Linked DNA regions of Homo sapiens: region 2 is linked to region 1. A link is a loop called in an ENCODE intact Hi-C map of the cell type or tissue named here. Cell type or tissue: CD4-positive, alpha-beta T cell. All regions are shown on one strand. Each heading gives the region's core, and the rest is flanking DNA. Links, peaks and the distances in the headings are about the cores only.

What was found. A loop is a pair of places that touch in the nucleus more often than their neighbours do. Peaks named below come from ENCODE experiments on the same cell type or tissue, not always from the same donor. Only the 100,000 strongest peaks of a DNase experiment are listed, where the experiment ranks them.
Region 2: it touches region 1 in a loop (4-fold over the local background); 3 of 110 quality-filtered maps call a loop at or near these places.

What each region holds. Positions count from the first base shown.
Region 1 is chr18:76,395,280-76,403,609 of GRCh38, reverse strand. The region is part of intron 3 of ZNF516 (zinc finger protein 516); the gene reads left to right. Among named protein-coding and RNA genes, the nearest start is that of ZNF516-AS1, 92 kb to the left of the region's middle. In CD4-positive, alpha-beta T cell, for the core only: CTCF peaks have their summits at 4,317 and 4,518 (motif pointing left); DNase peaks (open chromatin) are centred at 1,819, 4,529 and 7,859.
Region 2 is chr18:76,798,586-76,806,915 of GRCh38, reverse strand. The region is part of intron 2 of ZNF236-DT (ZNF236 divergent transcript); the gene reads left to right. It also overlaps the pseudogene RNU6-346P. Among named protein-coding and RNA genes, the nearest start is that of ZNF236-DT, 20 kb to the left of the region's middle. RefSeq lists a silencer at 4,591-4,640. In CD4-positive, alpha-beta T cell, for the core only: CTCF peaks have their summits at 2,810, 3,015 (motif pointing left), 4,503 and 4,707 (motif pointing left); DNase peaks (open chromatin) are centred at 2,975 and 4,715.

The DNA of each region.
Region 1 (8,330 bases), core at 121-8,120:
CTTGTATTTGGTTGTAGGAGGTACGTGAGGGTCAGGGCTGGGTGCTCTGTATCTCATTGTACAGTCGCTGACCCCTGCAGTCCTGGATTCCCAACCCAGACCACACTGCGATTCTCTTGTGAGTTGTGCGAATGCGTGTGTGACTGCACACATGCCTGTGCCGTGTGTGCCCCCCAGGTGTGGCTGTGCATGTACAGTTGTATGTATGTCCATGAATGCATGACCACATGCTTGTGCTTTGTATGTGTACCTGTGTTGGTGTGCGTTGCAGCGTGCCTGTGTGTGTGGCTTCTCATCTGACTGCATGTGTATGAGAAGAGATGAACCAGGTCAGGCAGACAGGTGCAGGCAGCCCTGGGCAAGGGAAGTGTCTTAACGGGTGCACCAGTATAGTACTGTTGTATGGACTTCCAGGTGGATTTGAATAGTTTAAGCAGTTGTGTTTTATTCCTATGTATAGTAAACGCAGGGTAGATAAACATGGGTAATTACAGAGAAATAGTCATAGCCATTGATGATAATGGAAATGACAGTAGTGCCAGGCGCCTTTGGTGGTTTCTGGCCTGGTGGCAGGCAGGTGGCTCAGCAGCAACTGGGAAGGTGCGCAGGTGAGCACAGTCTCCCTTTGCAGGTGGCTTCTGGCTCTCAGCCCTGTAGCTTCGACTAGCTTCGACTCTGTGGCACAACCAGTGGATCACTTGTTGTCCTGCGAGCGCAGACAGCAGCTGCCAGCATGGGAACACGGAGGGCATCAGTTCATCACTTGTGGTCCTGCGAGCGCAGACGGCAGCTGCCAGTGTGGGAACACGGAGGGCATCAGCTCAAGCTGATAGAAGCGCAGCGGCCCGATGGAGCTCGCTTCTAGTTCAGAGAGGAGAAATCACGTGAGAGTCAGACCTGTCAAGTCATCGCTGATCTGAAGTTCGTTTAAGGAGCGGAGTTTAGTCGTTCAGATCTGTTGCGACTCTTCAGATCACTTCCCGTTTTGCAATCACGACTGTCCGTGAGTGCCCGAGTGTAAGTTGTGTTCTTGGAGAAGCAACGTCTTCCTCTGTCCCCCGCAGGGGCCTCAGACAGCCTGGGTCCCTGAGGGGCCACTTGGTCCATGGTCTGTCCTGTCACGTGGGTGGCAGAGGGGGTCACAGGTCACACAGGTCCGGGTTCTCAGCTGTGGGACGCCTGTAGCTTGGATGAAAGGAAATGTCCTCGGACCTAGGCATCTTAGGATGGTAAAGCTGAAGGGGCCTGTGGGACCCTTCCTGTCCTCTGGGTGGTGGCTCTGGGAGGTTACGGGAGGGCACCCTTTCTTCAGGTTTACTCTCGACTTCTCTGGAGGCAGCTGCGCGGGACAGCCCAGTGTGTGCCTCGTTCACTGCTGAACTCAGCAAGAGGGATTGTTGTGGCCACTGGCGGGATTTGTATTCACAGAGTAAATGAATTCATTGGTGTTGACCGAGGCGATGTCTTCAGCAAATAGAAGGCGCGGGGCTAAGGCTTGTGCATATACAATTTCTTTTCAGAGAAGCCCTCCCCTCCCTGTGGGATGCAGAGACCACTGGTCACGTTCACGTGCACACATGCGCGCACGTGTACACACAAACGTGTACACACGCGCGTACACACATGCACATAGGCACGCACATGCATGTGCAGTCATTCTGTGGAAATTGTTTATGCAGAGTTGGCACTCAAACAATACTGGTTTTCCCTGTCCCTCTTGAGAGCCTATAAACAGTAGTGGAGGGGTGCGGCGCGGGGGTGTGGTTGGTGGAGAGATGGAGCGCGGGGGTGTGGTTGGTGGTGGAGGGGTGCGGCGCGGGGGTGTGGTTGGTGGAGAGATGGAGCGCGGGGGTGTGGTTGGTGGTGGAGAGATGCGGCGCGGGGGTGTGGTTGGCTCTGAGAGCCCCGGGAAGGAACTGACTGGGAGGCCGGTTGTGCTCCGGGCTCACCTTGCCCCAGGAGTGCCGTCGGTCTGTCCAGGGGCCACATAGGGGCCCATGCGGGCTCTGCCAGCAGCTGCAGGGCGTTTCGGAGATGGCCTCGGAGAAGCCCGTGGGCGGAGAGGGACGGACTTAGGCTTGGCCTCTTGTGACCAGCTTTTTGATGTAGTACTTGATGGAAAACAGCTTACTTAGCTTTCAAAATTTTGAATTCATAGATCCAGGGCTCCAGCTTGGTCAACGAGCTCCTGCGAAACAGTTGCAGAGATATTATTTTGTAACTCCTTCTCAAAATAGAAATATGACTGAGTGGTTGAGAAGATAAATGCAGTAATTAGGGCTTTCCAGAGATTTGTCTGAGGCATTGTTCAATTGGGGCTTGAAATTCTTTTTTTTGGTTCACAAAAAAAAAAAAAAAAAAGATAAATTGAAGGTGAACTATAAGAACAAAACTTAACCCATTTATGCCGGAGGTTGCAAATTTCTTTTTTTAGTGAAAAATCAGACCTTGGTGACAACCTTGAGCAGTAGGATATAAATAACTCCCATGAGCTTAGCGTTCCAATAATGGAACACTAGGCATAAATGGGTTAAGATGTACAGGAAAGGAAAATACAGTTATTTCCTCTTTTTAAAAATAGGAGAGAAGAGGAAAACGAAGGAATGAAGTCTGAAGGAGAAATGTATATATATATATATTGTGTTTACATCATTTTAATGGACACTATAATTACAACCCTTTTGTTACAACTTACAGTGTGATTAAGGAAGCCTGCCTGAGATATTTCAGGAACAATATAGTGTTGTGATTTGGGGAGAGTTGCTGAAATTTTTAAGTAAAATGTCAGATCTTTTCCTTAGGTATCCATGGTGGACTGGAACTTCTGAGACTCAATATTTATATTACATAATAGTTTGAACTCTGCATGTGGGAGCTGTAGAAAACCTACATGTTTCACATTTGTTTATATATGTGTAACCATAACATGCTTTAGTTTTGCCTGGCTTTCTGTGTGGACAAGCTTCCTAACCAGACAGGCCGTGCCTACGTAGTTTGATTCCATTTGGTCACCCCTCTCTGCTTATAGCTTTATAATCCACACTCAACCAAGTACGGGGTCAGTACCAGCCAGGTTGTGAATTCATCAGAACGATAAGAGTAAGAATGTCTAATGGGGAAAGCTGGGATGTTTATTTGTTTATTTAGTGTCCTAAAATAATGAAGTTTTAACTTTCTGGGCGTTTAGGTAGCAAATCCTACCAAGTGCTCAGAAATAGCTGTTTCTCAAATTATTCAGTCCGTCTTACCAGAAGACACACATCACAGTACCCAAAGAATGACAATAATTGTAACATAAACCTCTGTGAAAGGACTTAGAAAATTGTGTCGTGAACACCGTGAGCCTCGCCTGCTCCTGTGTTCATCTCTGGCCTAGGCTCAGACCTGGGGGTTGTCTTTTTCCCTCTCTGGCTTCTGCCCCAAGTCGGCCTCTTGGGAAATTGTCCCTCCATCTGTCTCCCCTTCCAGTTGCTCACTCTGAATTTCCAGCCCTTTCACACCCTCCTGCCTGAGTTTGCTAAAGTGGGGGCGTGTGCAGGAAGGGCCACTTTCAGAAGGGCTGCTGCCCTTGGGCAGGGCTGATTGCTCTGCGGTGATGGTCTGCTCATCCCACGGTGGGAGAGGCACATCCTTACCCTTGAAACCACCCCACTGGGAGACCAAACTAGGCCAAAGAGCCAGGTATCTTAGCAGTTTCCATTTCATCCACATGTCACTCACAATCTTAAGTGATTATTGCTGGTTCCAAGCAGAAACATGGTGAGGGCTGGTGGCTGGGTCTCCTCCTGCAGGTGGTGACCACCTGGGACCGGTATTGAATGGACGATGTCACCCAGAGCTATGTTCAAGGGATGAGAGTGTTTCCCGACTTATACAGTATCAGGGGGGCCCTGGGGCTAGAAGTCAGACCTGTGGACCTCGAGTCTAGAGGTGACAGAAGACAACTTAGGTGCTGTTTTCCTGAACCTCCTCTCTAGCGCTTAGAACGCACCCAGGCTTTCGCTGAGATGAGCTGCCTTGAAGCCAGCATGGAGAGCATTTTCAAGTCAGTTACTAAATGACTAACATACTTTAAGTCAATTGCTAACTCATTACATTTGAGTAAGTTTTTGCAAGGTTGGACATTTTTGAAGTTGGATATGCTGACTATATATATAATCCCCCACATGTAATGTTCATGGACATAGTTTGCTTAATTCCGTCTATGCCAAAATGCAAATATATTATTAATTTAAAGCCCTCTGCATTTTTAGCCTCTGAAAATATTGTTGAAGGTGCAAACTGAAATGTAAGATGCAGATCAAAAGGATGCATTGCTATACTGACAGTGCTGTGCTTCATAAGACATGTGCATTTTGCATTTGTCCTGATGATCTTTTAAGGCAAGCTCTTGGTGTAAGTCTTTTGCAGATAAATGCCTGTTGTTGAAAAGTGGATGGCTCTTCCATGTACGGGGACCACACGCGTAGCACCAGCACCAGGAGGGAGTCGGGCTATAGCTTGGGCGCAGGTGCCATCTAGTGGTAGCTTCCATGCATTGCGCGGGCTGCCAGGATGCCTCGGGGAAATCCGCCTTCCTCTGTCACGGAGGACAGAGACCGCTTGTGTTATGAAATGGCCTTTGTTCCGTAAGTCAGACACATGCCTGATTTTAAATCTGAAGACTCTACTAATAAGTGATCCTGATTTTTTTTTTTAAAGACTCATTACAGTTTCTTTGTAAAAGACACGGAATTTGGATTCTGTGTTTTTGGACATTTATGCATCGCAATAGAAAAAGTTGTAGAAAGCCATGCAGGTGCTAGCTAGTTTGTGTGTATATTAGTTGGCTTTAAGTCGGAGAAGTGTACAGTGTTATTTCTCTTCCTGAGACTTACTCCCTCCTATGCCTCTTAAAACACTTTGTGTAGGAGAAAACACACAAGTGGTTTAATTGTATTCTTTGTGACTCCTGTTGGAAGATTCCAGGCCCCCATTCCTTCAGAAAGGCCCCCATTCCTTCATAACTAGTGTTATGGGCCTGGCTTTCCTGCTCTCCTCCTTACTCTAAGCTTCCTTATTTTCATTCTAACATCTACCAGCGGCGTCAGCACCTTCTTCCCGACAGTCCCCGCCACCATTCTTGATAAGACTTCATGTACGGCCTTTGTGCTAGCTGGCATCTGCTTCAGACAGCTGCGTCATACAAGGAAAGATTCGTGTTAGCTAATTATTTTTTGCCAACTTGGATAAATTTGTAAGTGGAAATCTTCATTGCTCTCTGATTAAAGTATGGTTTGCCATGTTTTAAAAAATAATAAAAGAATATATTGATTGTATTTTCTCCAGTGGATGTGTTTTGGTTGGCTGTTAGGATCTGGGGACGAAGGAAGGTGTGTAAGGTGTAGAGTAGCCGTGAAAGCCAACTTGAATTCGATTCACTTCAGCATTTGATTCACAACAGAAAAACCAAACCTGAGCGACGCTTCTTTATGGTTGAGTCAATAGGAAGCAGTTAGTAAATTCCAGGTTTCTGGAACCTGATTATGTTTTATGCCGGATAAACTGCTGTTTAACCGAAAGCTGTCATGGAAGCTAGAGGTATTTGATTAACCTTTAAGTTGTTGATTCTGTACTCACTGATTTAAAAAGTAACACGAATAATTTGTCTAGTCAGAAATTCTATATTTAATTTGGGACTGTTTTTGTTCGGACATCAAAATACAGCTTCCAAGGCTGGGGGCGCAGTGGCTCATGTCTGTAATCCTAGCACTTGGAGATGCCAGGGAGGATCACTTGAGCCCAGGAATTTCAGAACAGCCTGGCAACAGAGTGAGACCCATCTCTACAAAAAGTTTTTAAAAAAGTAGCCAAGCATGGTAGCACACGCCTGTAGAGCCAGCTACTCAGGAGGTTGAGGTGGGAGGAGGGCTTGAACCTGGGAGGTTGAGGCTGCAGTGAGCTGTGATTGCACCAGTGCACTCCAGCCCGGGTGACAGAGCAAGACCTTGTCTCAAAAATAAAATATCGTGTCCAGAGTACTAAGATATTTATGTAATTTTCTGTTAACACAGATAACATACTTTCGCAAGTTGTTTATGTTAGTAGATTATCACTTAAAATGAAAACGTGTACTCAGTCATCCAGAAAAAGTAGAATAAACATCTTGGGGTATAATTTATCAAAATTTTATAATACCATTCAGTTCCATGTTGCTCTAGTCCTGGCATTTTCTTGTCATTCAGATTTTTTTTTCTTTTTTTTTGTAGTTCACATTGTATGTGTCATGATAAGAATCATTCTTGAAGACATTTCTTTAGAAGAAACTTTTCTGGCCATAGGACTGAGCTGGACGATTGGCAGCAGCGTTTATTATTCTGTATGAAAGCCCAGGGCTGCCCTTTGATGAGAATGAGGGCAAGACCCACGCTGTCACTTTCCTACTCCATGGCCTTGGTGTTTGGGGCTTGGGTCTCCCCGACTCGGTGCCTCTGGAGGGGCTTGTGGCTTCCTGATGGGCTGCACCTGCTTCTGAACTGCGTAGCCTCTGAAAGCAATTATGTGTCCCCCGGCTTTTCTGTGCTCCTTGTGTCCCTCTGAAGCACTGAGTCTGTCTGGGTTATTTTTTTGTGTTTCAGGAGGAGAACTTCCAGATCACACCAGCCTGTGGCAGTGGTTTTCAGCATTTCTTTGGCTCCCCTTGCACAGGCAGCTTATGTCTTGTTTTTTCATGGAAAAGCCCCCGTGGATATTATAGCTACAACTTTTCCTCGTGCATTTTCTACATCATATCCAAAAACATCGTCTGACAGCGGTGCTCCGGCCTCTCACTCTCAGTGGAATGGCCTCTCTTCTCCACAGTTTGGAGAACCACTCTGCCTGCTGCCAAGATCCTTTCAGCTTGAATATCTTTCCAGGGGCTGTTTTTCCCCCCAGATGTCTATGTAGTTTTGTCTTAGTCTCTGGCATTTTGATTGTCTTAGAAATTCAAATTGTGATGAAATCTGGACGCCTGATTTCATCAAGTTTCCCCCTTTCAGGACAGGTTAAAAGTGATAGATGGATCTTCTTCTGAGCAACACTGTTGATGACTGTGATGTTCTTGCTGTCAAATCCAGTTTTTTGTTAACTAGTCATGTCTGTTATAAAAGTTACTACAGATTCACAAATATTAAAAGTAAATGCTGAAATCTTGAAATGATTTTGAATGCAGTGGCCCTGAGTTCTGAGACAGCGTCGGGCTCCTGGCACTGGGCATTTTCACCTTGGGAAGAGGGTGACCCTGCGCGCCATATATGGTTGAAATCCTCAGTGTCATTTGGATAGAGGCTGTTTGCTTTTATATCACAAATACCTATTTGTTCCCCATGCCCATACACTTGTATGGGGCTAGTTTCATAGATTTTTCTTTTTAAATAAGAGGGAACATCTAAGAAGAAGAAAGTGAAGGAGGGGTGTGACCATCTCCTAATCACAGCTACTGGGGATGGGAGAACCAGTGACCTGAATATCCTATTTGCTGTCAGCCCTGAGCACCATCTACCATTCGAGGCCATCACCTCAAATATTCCATCTGGCTTTTAATTAAGAGAATGGGCTGCTAATGAAATCTCATACTTCAGGTTGTACGTGGATCACCTTCTGGGTCAGGAGCGTGGATGCTGGGAAGAAGGCAGGGCTTCCTCTTTCACTTGCAGCTTTGCGCACTTCCGGACGGTGAAGCTCGCGGTGTGGGGAGCTGGACGAGGAGCGGGGTCCTGTCCCTGAAACACTTGGCTCCTGCAGGGCGGCTGGCCCACCCTCACGGCCGGCTGCAGTGTGACCAGGGTGGTGACGTCATTTGGGAAGTGCTTTATCTTACCGTCATTTGGAGTTTCATTTCCTCGGCACGTGCTGGTGCGTCTTGTTTTGGAGAGAGACTCCCTCATCTAGAATGCGTGGCCTCCAGCCTGTCCGTGGTCACTGACTCCAGTGACTGTAGCTCTGGGATGTCCACCTCAGCACCCACTCGAGGTTGGTAACTGGGTTAAGAGCTGTGCTCTGTGCTGCCAGAATTCCGTACCTGCCCCTGAGGCTGCCTGTGCTTAACGTTACTGTTCTTATTTGCAGGTCCTTAAGAGATACCTGCTGAATTAACGAATTCATCTTGCGCTTCATGCTTTTTAGCAGTTTCCTGTGCACTGTCTCATTGCATGTGAGTCTTGGATATTAAATGACTCCTACTCACCTCATTCATCCCATAAATGCATATTTGTTGATGGTCTCTCTCCCAGGAGCCAGATGCGCTAGATAGTGGCGATAAAGCTGTGAAACAAGGTTTGCTTTCTTGGTGTCTGGGAGATGCTCGTTTA
Region 2 (8,330 bases), core at 190-8,189, 400 kb before region 1:
GAATTAAATGAACACCTGTAAAGGAATGTGGGGACTTACTAAGCACGGGGCTGAGAAGATGCCATCAGGCAAGGGTGATTCCGATAGTCGGAGGAAGCTACTCCCTGATATAGCGAGGACTGAGGCTCACATGTCACAACCGGTCATCGTAAAGACCAGCGGTGCTGCTATACCTCCCACAGTACATAGAATAACCCCGTAAAGAATGACCTGGCTGGGGCCTGAGAGCATTGCTTTACCTGGAGGTGCAGCCAGTCAGCCAGGGGAACGAAGCAGTATTTGTGGGCTGAGCAGAGAGGGCCCTGGGCAGATCCTGGGTGTGTGCACATGAGGGCCCCGGGCAGGGCAGGGCAGAGGAGGTTGGGACACTGAGTCAGAGGTATGCTCCTGAAGGCAACCCACAAGGGGGCCAGTTCGTGGAACTGCAGGCCTGATCCTGAGCAGCATGGTGCGGAGCTGTCTGGACAGGCCTGCAGAGAAGGGCGCCTACCTTACTGAGGTCAACCACACACATCCAGTAGCCACAAGGCTGCTGTCGCAAGGCGGTGCCTGGCCTATCTTGTGATGATGTTTGTTTTTACACATAATGTTATGCTTTGCTTATGGACAAGCAATGGAGGCTGGCGAGGCTGCCCTGGGCCTGTTACACACCCAGAGGGCCCTGTGCCCACCTCAGGCCTCATTCTCTCCTGAGGAGAGAGCCCAGTGTCCGGAAGACATCCCTCCCCTCCTGTTTGTTCTCTCCTGCCCTCTCTCTGCTTCTGCTTTTAAGAAACACCTGTTGGCCAGGCGCGGCGGCTCATGTCTGTAATCCCAGTACTTTGGGAGGCTGAGGCGGGCAGATCAGGAGGTCAGGAGTTCAAGACAAGCCTGGCCAACATGGTGAAACCCCTGTCTCTACGAAAAATACAAAAATTAGCTGGGCATGGTGGCGCGTGCCTGTAGTCCCAGCTCCTCGGGAGGATGAGGTGGGAGAATCGCTTGAACCTGGGAGGCTGAGGTTGCAGTGAGCCGAGATGACACCACTGGACTCCAGCCTGGGCTATAGAACAAGACTCCCTTTAAAAAGAAAAAAAAATTCATGATCTGGAAGCCCGAGTGTAGCTAACTGGTGGACAGATGAAAGTGAAATGTGTGATGTTTCCTAAGACCCCCTAAGACTTCCCTGAGCCACGGGAGGCTCTCACGAGTGTGTAAGCCAGGGTTTTGGGGAAGGGGTGGATGTGTGTGTCTCGCATTTTCCCAGCTGCCTCTCCTTTCCCCTTCTTCCTTGCTCCCGGAGACTTCCTTGTGGATTCCTTCCCAGAACTTGGTCTGAATTCCCTAATAGACATTCTCCTAGCGGGATGAGTCCCCCTTTACAGCACTCGGGAAATGCCTGCTCCTCTAGCTGTCTCTGATCCACCTCTCCTGTCTTTCAACTAAGGCCCCCACATGCCAGACCATCGTTGGTGGACCTCGTCACCAGCATGAAGTGGGCTCTTGGAGTTGTCGACTGACTAGTTCACAATTAGTGACTCATAGCATCTCACTCATTTCCTTTTCATCAGTAGGAGGCAGCAGTCTGCACTTTTGCATCACATTTCAAAGACATCTGTGTGTTTGTTCTCGTGCAGAACACTTTGACTATTGTAACCTCTAGGTCCATGAATGACCCTCATCTTCAGTAAAAGTGGATTCACGCTGGCAAAGTCTGCTTTGTTTTATTGTGACACATGGAACATTATGGATTTTGGTGAATAAAAACTAACTTAAATTGAAGTCATTCTTGTAAAATGAAAATACATTTTTCTGCTGTTCTTAACTTTATAATATAGATACATACTATGTCTTATGAAATAGTAAATGGAAAACACGATTCAAAAAGCGCTATTTTGGTAAATAACTTGCATAAAGGGCATATGGACAACACAAGTCCACAACACAATAGACAACAGACAACACAACCTGTTACACAGGCACTCAAGTTCGTCTGCAGATTTGGTTTTCTTTTTTTTTTTTTTTTCACTCCTGATGCCCAGGCTAGAGTGCAATGGCGCGATCTTGGCTCATTGCAACCTCTGCCTCCAGGGTTCAAGCGATTCTCCTGCTTCAGCCTCCCGAGTAACTGGGATTACAGGCATGCACCACCACGCTGGGCTAATTTTGTATTTTTAATAGAAATGGGATTTCTCTGTGTTGGTCAGGCTGGTCTTGAACTCCCAACCTCAGGTGATCCGCCCGCCTTGGCCTCCCAAAGTGCTGGGATTATAGGCGTCAGCCACCAGGCACAGCCTACAGATTTGGTTTTCAATATCACTTGACATGCACAAAGTACGGGTGAACAAGCACTTTTATTCTTTTTTCTTTTTTTCTTTTTTTTTTTTTTCTTTTTGAGATGGAGTCTCGCTCTGTTGCCCAGGCTAGAGTGCAGTGGCGCAATCTTGGCTCACTGCAACCTCTGCCTCCCAGGCTCAAGAGATTCTCCCACCTCAGCCTCCCGAGCAGCTGGGATTAGGACCACCACGCCTGGCTAACTTTTGTATTTTTAGTAGAGACAGGGTTTCACCATGTTGGCCAGGCTGGTCTCAAACTCCTGACCTCAGGTGATCCTCCCGCCTCGGCCTCCCCTCAGCTGGGATTACAGGCGTGAGCCACCGTGCCTGGCCACAAGCACCTTTTTTCTTTATCTCCTATGTTTGAAATTAAAATGAAAAAAATGTATAAACCTTATTTAATTAACAAGTGATGAGTCATTTTTAGTAAATGGACCTAAATACCTTAAGAAAGCCATCAAGTGTCAAATAGAGAGATGTAAGCTACCATGGAGAGCCTTTCGGGACGTATGGAAGGAACCAGTTTGCAATGACAACATGCTGTGGGTGGTGCCTACCTACACTGAAAGATTCGGATGGGTTTTTCAGAGTGCCCTCTTCACTGTCTTCCTTCACCCAGCCCGCCTCCTCTTCCAGGACTCCGACCCACTTTCCTCCTGCGCCCTCTAGTGTCTGTCTGCTTTTCCGTTCCCCCCATTTCTACCTTAGGATTTTTCTGTGCCTTTCATTCATCCTCCGTCTGCGTCTCCCGTGGTACTGACTTCAAAACCCCTGACTGTACCGAAACTCGGTGTGAACGAGGACTGCAGTGCTGCTGGGGATGCATTCTCCATTTGTACTTGAAGAGTTACGTCAAAACCTAAACTGTAGGCCTGACAGATAATGATAATTTGTCTATGGCAAAAACATAAGCTTAACTGCCTATCCTAATATAACAGGAAGCTAAACTATTTATACTGAACTGAATTCTCCTACATTTACAACTCATAAACCTGCAGCTTCCTGGACAGGCAGCAGACACTCCCAAACTCCGCTGTGTCCTAGTATATAATACTTTCGGCCAACCTACATGTGTAACTTACATCATTTTCAGAATATGAATGCTTCAAGTGGCATATTAGACATTAATAATTTAAGCAATGAAATTAACTGATACAGAATATATAGGTAAATAATAAAAGAAGTAATTAAAAATCTTTGTTTCATCAGTTCATATTAGCTATATATGTTCTCAAGTCTCAAAGAAAAGGTATTATTTCAAAGCAACTTAAAAAATATTTAAAAATTAGCACCCTATAGTTCTCATTTAATAAGTTAAATGGGTAATTAATTGGCATTTTATTTCAATAGAAGCTTATTTCAAAAAGCTTTCTACAGAGTTATTTTGTGTAAAATGGTAATTATGCCCACAATTTTCTAAATGAAGCTTGCAGAAAGGGCTCATTTTTGCCATAAACATAATTTTCATTGATGTTTCCCTTAAAGACAAATGTTTCCTTCACTGAAATAGACTTTTGGAAATTGTTTAATTATTTTTACCTTGGCAATTATGTCACCTTCCTTGAATATCCTCATTAATTACATTGCCACTGGTACCTCTGAAGTATTTGGTGTTTTCTTAAGTTCTTTAAGCTCTTTATTTTATTTTATTTTATTTATTTATTTTTTGAGACAGTCTCGCTCTGTCGCTCAGGCTGGAATGCAGCGGCCTGATCCCGGCTCCCTGCAACCTCTGCCTCCCGGGTTCATGTAATTCTCCTGCCTCAGCCTCCGGAGTAGCTGGGATTACAGGCTCGCACCACCAAGCCCGGCTAATTTTGGTATTTTTAGTAGAGACAGGTTTTGCCATGTTGCCCGGGCTGGTCTCAAACTCCTGACTGCAAGTGACCCGCCTGCCTGGGCCTAAGTTCTTTAAGATCTTAATGTAGAGTCTGAAAAGAGGGTTTCAGTCTGGGATTAAGTGCCTTTTTTTTTTTTTTTTTTTTTTTTTGCGACGGAGTCTCCTGCCTCAGCCTCCCTAGTAGCTGGGACTACAGGCGCGCACCACCATGCCCAGCTAAGTTTTTGTATTTTTAGTAGGGATAGGATTTCGCCATGTTGGCCAGGATGTTCTCAAACTCCCAACCTCAGGTGATCCGCCCACCTCGGCCTCCTGAAGTGCTGGGATAACACGTGTGAGCCACCGCTCCCGGCCAAGTGCCAATTACTTAATATTCCTAACTTTTTAACATATCCTAAAATACAACTCCACACCCAAGTTCAGGCGCTCGCGGATGGTCTTTTGTTGGCCGCACTCCTCCCTCCGGCTCTGCTCCAGCCCAGCCCCAGCCTCCTACCCTGGGGGCACCGCTGTCCCGCGGCCGAAGAAGCTGCGCCGCACCGGCCTCTGCCGCCACCTGGCGCCCGGCCGGGGCACGACGCACTGGACACCTTCCTAATAATATGAGCCGCACGCTCCCGTGGGGCACCCCTGACCCTCGCGGCCGCGCGTCTCAGCGCCCCTTCCGTGGGCTGCGGGTCTCACCCCCCAATCCCACTCCCACGTGGGCCCAGGTTCCTTCCGGGTTGAAAGCAGGGAACCTGCAGAGCTCACTCATCCTAAAAACGACCTTAATCCTGCTAGCCTCCAGGAGCCCCGCACCCTGCTCGCCCTGGCCCCGGGGAGGGCACCCCATCCCGCCACCCCACACCCCAGAGCCGACTCAGGGCTAAATCCTCCCCTTAGCTCCGTCAGGGCCCTGAATGACCCCCCCGCACACCCGTGCGCACTTCCCCTGGGCTGGCCTGACCCCCATACCTGCAGCCCCTTCTTTGCCCAGTCCCTCAGCTGCTCTCAAAGCCAGTGTCCTCAAGACTGCGCCTGTCACGGTCGTGCGTGGTCCCCACGCAGTCGGCGCCTAGACCTATCCTACTGGATCGCCCAGAGGCCTCAACGGAAGGCTGTGCTTTCTTTTTTCTTCTTTGGGGGGCGAGGGAGGCAGGGAGAGGGGTCTCGCTCTGTCGCTCAGGCTGGAGTGCTGTGGCGCGATCTCGGCTCACTGCAACCTCTGCCTCCCGGGTTCAAGCAGTTTCCTGCCTCAGCCTCCCAAGTAGCTGGGACTACAGGGCCCCGCCATCACACCCAGCTAATGTTTTTAGAGATGGGGTTTCGTCATGTTGGCTAGGCAGGTCTTGAACTCCTGACCTCAAGTTATCCTCCCGCCTCAGCCTCCCAAAGTGCTGAGATTACAGGCATGAGCCACTGCTCCGGCACTTAAAATCCACTTTTCATTACACATCACAATAGAATTGAGAAATGGTTTGTTCTTGTTATGTAGAATAAGAGATGACACTTCAAAATGATGATTTTTAAAAATTTTCGCTCAGCTCATGGGGCACCCACTTATTGAGCTTTTTATCTTTCCAATTTGCTTCAAATGCCAAACGACCATTGAATGGCCAACGTTGAGTTCTTTGGCAACTTCTCCTGTAGCGTAAGAGGATCAGCTTTGATGACTGCCCTCAATTGATCACTGTCAACTTCTGAAGGCCGGCATCTATTGGCAAAACTTCTCGAACCACCACTGCACTGTGTGTGCCCTAGCAGTTTCTGGGCCAAATGAATTGTTGATGTTGCCAGTTGTCTCTTCTGCATTTTGACCTCAAATAAGAAAATTGCTCAAATTTGCTTTTTGTCTAACATCATTTCCATAGTCTAAAATAAACGTAAAATAAACAGCAAGTAATGTCATTAGCAAAAAAAATAAAGCGAGAAATGCCCGTTAAAATGATGTATGACATATTTATTTAAGAACATATTCCAATATCAAACAGCAAATTCCAACAATGCAAAAACCACAATTACTTTTGCATTCACCTAAAATTGGAACGATACAGAGAAGACTAGCATGGCCCCTTAAAAAAAAATACATAAACTGCAGAAGGGATTATTTTATGTAGTCTAATTTGTTTTGTTTGTTTGTTTAGACCTAAGTATTGGCCAGTTTTTCATCCTTACATTTTTGTGTGTCTGACCTTCATCTGGCATCATCTTCCTTCTGCCTGATATACAGGTATATTTTTTACAAGTTTTCTTAGTGAGGATGTCTAGTGGCAAACACTCATTTTTTTTAACTGAAAATGTCTTTATCTTACCCTAATTCTTTTTTTTTTTTTTTTTTTTTTGAGACTAGATCTCACTCTGTTGCCCAGGTTGGAGTGCAGTGGCACAATCATAGCCTAGTATCCTCCATCTCCTGGGCTCAAGTTATCCTTCTGCCTCAGCCTCCCAAGTAGCTGGAACTACAGGCATGCACTGCCATGCCCAGCTAACGTTTTAAAAATTTTATTAGAGACAAGGTCTCACTATGTTGCCCACGCTGGTCATGAACTCTTGAGCTCAAGCTCCCCGCCTCCCAAAGTGCTGGGATTACAGGTGTGAGCCACTGCACCCGTATTTTGCTCTAATTCTTTTTTTTTTTTTTTTTTTTTTTGAGATGGAGTTTTGCTCTCGTCAGCCAGGCTGGAGTGCAATGGTGCGATCTCGGCTCACTGCAACCTCCACCTCCTGGGTTCAAGCACTTCTCCTGCCTCAGCCTCCCGAGTAGCTGGGATTACAGGCACGCACCACAACACCTGGCTAATTTTTTTTGTATTTTTAGTAGAGATGGGGTTTCACCATGTTGGTCAGGCTGGTCTTGAACTCGTGACCTCAGGTGATCCGCTTGCCTTGACCTCCCAAAGTGCTAGGATTACAGGCAAGAGCCACCACGCCCGGCGCTCTAAATATTAAAATATATTTTTTTTCTACATATAGTATTTTAGGTACACAATTATTTTCTTTTGAGCCCACTAACAATATTCCATTTTTAGCTCTGCCTCTGTTGTGGGTGATGAAAATAGATAATCTTTGTTCATTTGGACATCTCCATCGTCTTCAGTGGCTGCCTTGGAGGCTTCTCTTAGTTGTTGGTGCTTGATAACTCATTATGGTGCCTAACTGTGGGTTCTTTTTATTTATTCCATTTACTTATTCATTAGAAATTCTCAAGAATTATAATAATAATAATTATTATTATTATTATTATTATTATTATTTTGAGACAAAGTCTCACTCTGTTGCCCCAGGCTGGAGTACAATGGCGTGATCTTAGCTCACTGCAACCTCCGCCTCCCAAGTTCAAGCGATTCTCCTGCCTCAGCCTCCTGAATAGCTGGGATTACAGGTGCCCGCCACTACGCCCGGCTAATTTTTGTATTTTTAGTAGAGACAGGTTTTCACCATGTTGGTCAGGCTGGTCTCAAACTCCCAACCTCAGGTGATCCACCCGCCTCAGCCTCCCAAAGTGCTGGGATTACAGGCATGAGCCACCACACCTTGCCTCTCAGAAATTATTTCTGAGGAATCATCTTAGAAACATTTCTACAAATATAATCTTAGCCTTATTCTTTCTCTTTCCTCTGAAATTCCAACACCCATATGACAGGCCTTGTCATTGTATTCTCCAAGTTTCTGAACTTTTTTTTCATATTTTCTCTTTTTCTCTCTATACTGCATTCTGGGTAACTTTATTAGATTTATTTTGTAATTCACCAATTTTATCTTTTACTATGTCTTCCGTTAAACCTCTCCATTTGCTCTGATGATTTAATTATTTTTTGTCTTTGTAATTTGGTCCTTTCTCATATGTGCTTGGTCAATATTTTTCGATTTTTTAATTCTAAAATTAACAAACATACACAAAAAGTTTGAGTGGATCACCTGAGATCAGGAGTTCAAGAGCAGCCTGACCAATATGGTGAAACCCCGTCTCTACTAAAAATACAGAATTAGCCAGGTGTGGTGATGGGTGCCTGTAATCCCAGCTACTTGGGAGGCTGAGGCAGCAGAATTGCTTGAACCTGGGAGGCAGAAGTTGCAGTGAGCCAAGATCACGCGCCACTACACCCCAGCCTGGGCAACAACAGTGAGACTCCATCTCAAAAAAAAAAAAAAAAAAAAAGAAAGAAAGAAAAGAAAAGAAAGAAAGAAAGAAA